Linked DNA regions of Homo sapiens: region 2 is linked to region 1. A link is an interaction called in ENCODE POLR2A ChIA-PET data of the cell type or tissue named here. Cell type or tissue: B cell. All regions are shown on one strand. Links, peaks and the distances in the headings refer to the core of each region. The heading gives the core; the rest is flanking DNA.

The links. Peaks named below come from ENCODE experiments on the same cell type or tissue, not always from the same donor. Only the 100,000 strongest peaks of a DNase experiment are listed, where the experiment ranks them.
Region 2: POLR2A ChIA-PET joins it to region 1 with 8 read pairs; 4 of 35 experiments call an interaction of 5 or more read pairs at or near these places.

What each region holds. Positions count from the first base shown.
Region 1 is chr16:12,088,745-12,091,546 of GRCh38, forward strand. All of the region lies in intron 11 of SNX29 (sorting nexin 29), which reads left to right. It overlaps LOC642696 (a long non-coding RNA gene), which reads right to left and starts at 1,196. Exons shown (of 2, transcript XR_109256.5): 1 at 1,025-1,196. RefSeq lists a silencer at 1,115-1,164. In B cell, for the core only: no CTCF peak of the experiment used is centred there; a DNase peak (open chromatin) is centred at 1,057; H3K4me3 peaks cover 750 bases; H3K27ac peaks cover 1,447 bases.
Region 2 is chr16:11,948,159-11,950,960 of GRCh38, forward strand. It overlaps a transcript of NPIPB2 not described here. Among named protein-coding and RNA genes, the nearest start is that of NPIPB2, 7.5 kb to the left of the region's middle. In B cell, for the core only: CTCF peaks have their summits at 1,667 and 1,866; a DNase peak (open chromatin) is centred at 1,653; H3K27ac peaks cover 222 bases.

The sequences.
Region 1 (2,802 bases), core at 51-2,550:
AGACCAGCCTGGGCAACATAGCAAGACCCTTCCTCTACAAATAAAAACATTTAAAAATTGGCCAGGTGCAGTGGCCCATGCCTATAATCCCAGCACTTTGGGAGGCTGAGGCGGGCGGATTACTCTTGAGGTCAGGAGTTCGAGACCAGCCTGGCCAACACAGCGAAACCCCATCTCTACTGACAGTACAAAAATTAGCTGGGCATAGTGGTGGGCACCTGTGGTCCCAGGTACTAGGGGGCTGAGGCAGAGAATTGCTTAAACCTGGGAGGCAGAGGCTACAGTGAGCCAAGATCATACCACTGCATTACAGCCTAGGAGGCAGAGTGAGACTTTGTCTCAAAAAGAAAGAAAGAAAGAGAGGAGAGAGAGAGAGAGAGAAAAGAGAGAGAGAGAGAGAAAAGAGAAAGAGAAAGAAAGAAAGAAAGAAAAAGTGTGTGGTGGTGGCACCTGGCATCTGCCTGTAGTTCCAGCTACTTGGGAGGCTGAGGTGGGAAGATTGTTCGAGCCTAGGAGGTCGAGGCTTTAGTGAATAATGATTATGACCCTGCACTCCAGCCTGGGTGACAGAGCAAGACCGTCTCAAAAAATAAAATAAAAAAATTAAAAAAACCCAATAGAAAAAAACCTGCAACTATTTCTGCCCAGTGTCCATAGTATAATATGATCGCCACACTGCTACTCTTGGTTTATATACTGATGAACAAGAAGCAAAGGTCCTGCCCTCAGAAGCTGTCAGAACTGTGGGGAAGACAAGCAGCAAGCATTAGAAAGGCAAAGCCTATGCCCTGTTTTAAGGCATGTTTCAGGAAAGGGCTTCTCTCAGATGTCAGCGGGGCTGAGGTCTCAGGATGGGGGGTTTGGCCTGTTTTGGTGGCGGGTGGTACCGCTGGCATTGCGCTGCCAGAAGTGAGGGGGAGAGTGAGTTGGAGGATGCTGGAGAGGGTGGCTCGTGTAGATTTTATCCCACGTACAATGGGAAGCCAGTGGAGGACTTGAAGCAGGGGCGATAGGATTTACTCACTTCCTCTTGCGAAGAGCAGGCTCTGAAGCCTGCTTGCCACGCAGAGCACACTCAGCAGTGCGTTCCTTCCGTCCTTCACTGCTCCTTCCCTCCGCCCTCCCTTGTACAGGCAGTGCTGAGGGCTCCCCTGTGTCTCGGGGTAGGGAGTCCTGAGTTGACTTAGCGGCCATACTCTCAGGCTGCTGACAGTCCTGTCACTGCCCTAAGCACGGTGCCCTAACACCCGTGAGTCATAGAGCTGTGCTAGGTGCAGCAGGAGAGACGCGTCCCAGCGGGGAGTTCTGGAGCCAGGATGCGGGGTGGGGCGGTGCGCGGGCCGGTATCAGAGTCCTGGCTTCCAGCCTCAGCTCCACCACTTCCTAACTAGATTTCTCTTTCTTTTTTCCTTAAAGACTCTCTGGTCCCCTGTCCTCATTTGTGAAATGAGGACATTCTCACCGGCGTCTCAGGGGTGTTCTGAGGTCCAAACGTACTAGCTTAGTAAGGCATTAGACTTGAGTGTGGAACCGGGCATCCTTTGTGATTGGAGCCTTCTCAGCTACCTGGAAGCTTTTACGGTGGGGAGCGGCGGGGCTCTAGTTCTTCCGGGTTAGGACTTTGCGCAGGAATGCAGAGGCAGTGGGAGGGAATGGGGGTAAATGTTCCGTGCCGCCTCACGCGGTTATTGATGGTAGGTGGTGGCGTTGCTCCAGGGAGGCCAGTTCCTCTTGAAGTCACATCTGGAGACCCCCTTGGGACCAATTTTTAAGCCCATTTGGTAGCTCCCCAAGGGTTCAAGTGCCAGCTCCAAACCCTAGTCCCGGGGTTTAGGGTTTGAATTCTAGGATGCTGCCTGGTTTCCCATTTCCATCCTGGTTTCTCTCCAGATGGCCTCTGCCAGTCTTCACATATCAAATCCATCCGTAAGTTCATTCCTATTTCTGGGGCAATTCTAGATTTTCCTTCAAAGAGTGCCTGGAAGGCCAGGTATGGAGGCTCACACCTGTAATCCCAGCACTTTGGGAGGCTGAAGCAGGCAGATCAATCACCTGAGGCCAGGAGTTCAAGACCAGCCTGGCCAACATGGTGAAACCCTGTCTCTACTAAAAATACAAAAATTAGCCAGGTGTGGTGGTGCATGCCTGTAATCCCAGCTACTCGAGAGGCTGAGGCAGGAGAATCACTTGAACCCAGGAAGTGGAGGTCGCAGTGAGACAAGATCACACCACTGCACTCCAGCGTGGGCGACAGAGTGAGACTTCATCTCAAAAAAAAAAAAAAAAAAAAAAAAGAAAGAAAAAGAAAAAAGAGCGCCTGGAAAATAGTAATAATACAAATACTTTCTTATTCATTTTACCTACCATAAACCAGGCTTTACCTTCACTAATGCTTAATCTTCATAGCATCCGTGTAAAATAGGAGTGCTAGACTTGTTCTGTAGTTGAAGAAACTGAGAGGCTTTGCTGAAGGTCATACTGCTATTGGGTGGTGGAGGCAGGGTTCACACCCGCTCCCCCTCCTTGCCGTTCCTGGAGACCCACAAGCTTGTGTAATGCCCCACCTTCAGAGAAAAGCACCCAGGTCTCAGGATGTCCCCTTTGCTATAGACTGAATGTTTGTGTGCCCCTAAAATTCCTAGGTTGGAATCCTAACCCCCAGTGTGATGGTGTTAGGAGGTGGGCGTTTGGGAGTTGATTAGGTCATGAGGCTGGAGCCCTCATGAGTGGGATTAGTGCCCTTAAAAAAGGGACCCCAGAGGTTGGGTATCATGGCTTATGCCTGCAATCCCAGCACTTTGG
Region 2 (2,802 bases), core at 162-2,661, 140 kb before region 1:
ACTGAGTGGTTTCCTGGGCCATGGGACTGAAGGTGCCAAAACGGGGGAAGTTCCAGGTGAACTGGGAAGGGTTGGTGACCTGGTCACCTCACCAAACAGAAATAAAGAAGCACTCCTAATGAACTGTGGATCCTGTCATCAAGCACCAATGGCTGCCGATACCACAAAGAGACAATTGGTCATTGTGCGTCTGTGAGGAAAGCACGCTCAACACCATTTTTGAAATATTTTTTGGCAAAAAGACTGAACATAAATACAAACAAGTCTGTAGATCCAAGTACCAATTCATAGGAAATACAGACTGTGGAGTGTGTAAAATGGAAACTTACTGGGCGCAGTGGCTCACACCTGTAATCCCAGCACTTTGGGAGCCCGAGGCGGATGGATCACGAGGTCAGGAGATCGAGACCATCCCGGCTAAAACGGTGAAACCCCGTCTCTACTAAAAATACAAAAAAATTAGCCGGGCGTAGTGGCGGGCGCCTGTAGTCCCAGCTACTTGGGAGGCTGAGGCAGGAGAATGGCGTGAACCCGGGAGGCAGAGCTTGCAGTGAGCCGAGATCCCGCCACTGCACTCCAGCCTGGGTGACAGAGCGAGACTCCGTCTCAAAAAAAAAAAAAAAAAAAAAAAAAAAGAAAGAAAAGAAATATTAGCTACTTCAGAGGTTTGCTGTGAGCATTGAAAAAGGCAGTGATTTGTTGGGTGTGGTGGCTCATGTCGGTAATCCTAGCACTTCGGGAGGCTGAAGTGGGTGGATTGCTTGAGGCCAGGACTTGGAGACCAGCCTGGGCAACATAGCAAGACACTGTCTCTACAAAAAATTTGAAAATTAGCTGGGTGTGGTGCCTGCCGCATGCCTGTAATCCCAGCTTCTTGTAAGGGAGGCGGCTGAGATGGGAGGATTGCTTGAGCCCAGGAGGTTGAGGCTGCTGTGAGCCATGATGCTGTGATCGGGCCACTCTACTCCAGCCTGGGCAACAGAGCTAGACCCTGTCTCAAAAAAAGAAAAAGAGAGAGAAAGGCTTTGGTAAGGGCTTAGTAAATGTCAGCCACAGTAGTAATGACAGCAATACTTGCGAAGCCTTTTCTATTTTATTACTGTGCACGTCGGTGATCTCATGCAATCAACTCAGCAACCTTGCAAAATAGGTATCATCATCTCCATTTAAAAAGCAAGAAACTGAGGCTTAGCAAGGTGAAGTTGTGTGACCAGCGCTACATAGCTGGTAGGAGGCAAAGCAGATTCCCACCCAGGCTCATGTGACACCAGGGTCCTCCTGAGATGTTAGCCTCAGTGAAGTTTTTAGCCCAGATCTTCATCTCCTCTTGCCAGGATTTCTGCTATTCAAATGCAGCCACAGGAATCCGAGAAGAACCCGGATAACTAAATCAGCAGCAGCTTATTCAGGCTGAGAAAATATACAGCAGCCCTGAGAATGCAGCTTATCTTGCTTTGGGCTTACTTTTGAGTGACAGGCTCTTTTAGCCAAGCCCTGGCCAGTCTCCTCACTTGAGCCCTGGCTCACCTGAGCCAGCCTCTCAGAGCCTTATGGAGCTGGCTGGACAGCATTGGAAGTAAAGGGCAGCCTTGCTCCCTCTTCTTTAACACCGTTTAGGATTTCTGTGTAGTTACCCAGAGCGACATTGGGTGTCACCTTTGAGTCACTTGAAGCCAGTTTCCCCCAGAGGTTGATGAATGCGGCCTTTCCCCAGAGATTCTGGTTGTCTAAGATCTATCTGCTTTGGAGATACAGTATATTCATTGCCAACACTTGTGCCCCCGACTTAACAGGAATATCTGGTTCTCATTTGTCCTCAAAGAAGAGTGTTCTCTGCAACCACATAAGCCTTGAATTTGTTTTTTAATTATTATTTTTTATGTTTTATTTTTTCCGAGATGGAGTCTCGCTCTGTCACCCAGGCTGCAGTGCAGTGGCATGATCTTGGCTCATTGTAGCCACCTCCCGGGTTCAAGGGATTCTCCTGCCTCAGCCTACTGAGTAGGTGGGATTACAGACACCTGCCACCACCCCTGGCTAATTTTTATATTTTTAGTAGTAGTGATGGGGTTTCGTCCTGTTGGCTGGGCTTGTCTTGAACTCCTGACCTCAGGTGATCTGCCCACCTCAGCCTCCCAAGGTGCTGGGATTACAGGCATGAGCCACCACGCCTAGCCTAATTAATTTTTTTCTAAGAGATAGGGTCTTATTATGTTGCCCAGACTGGTCTCGAACTCATGGGCTCAAGCAATCCTCTTGCTGCAGCCCCCCAAAATGCTGAGGTTATAGGCCTGAACCACCATGCCCGCTAAGCCTTGAATTTGAAGATGGGCTTCATGCCTGATGACTTTGCAAATGACTTCTCTTCTGAGGAAAGGAGGACGCTAACATAAGGACGAGAGAGAGTTTATGCAAAGTCCCTACCAACTCAGAGCCCTTTTCTCCCAATGTTCTTTGCACTCTGCCCACACATCTGTTTCCAAGCCTGGCTGTGAATAACAGTGAACAACTTGGGGGCCAGGACTCTTTTCTACCGCTCCCTCCCTCCTCTCATCCTCCCTTCCTTCCTTCTCCCTTCCAGCCCATAAATATTTACCAAGTAGATATCATGTGTCAGACACTGGGAACATAACAGAGAACAAAACAAAAGTTCTCTTTCTTCGTGGAATTTACATTAAAACTTCTTATTTCTCTGTATGTTCTCAGCATCTAACTGAGAAGGTGCTGAGAACATACAGAGAAGTAAGACATTGGATGGCTTGGCTAACACTCTTCTTTCTAGTTTTTCCTATGCATATACTA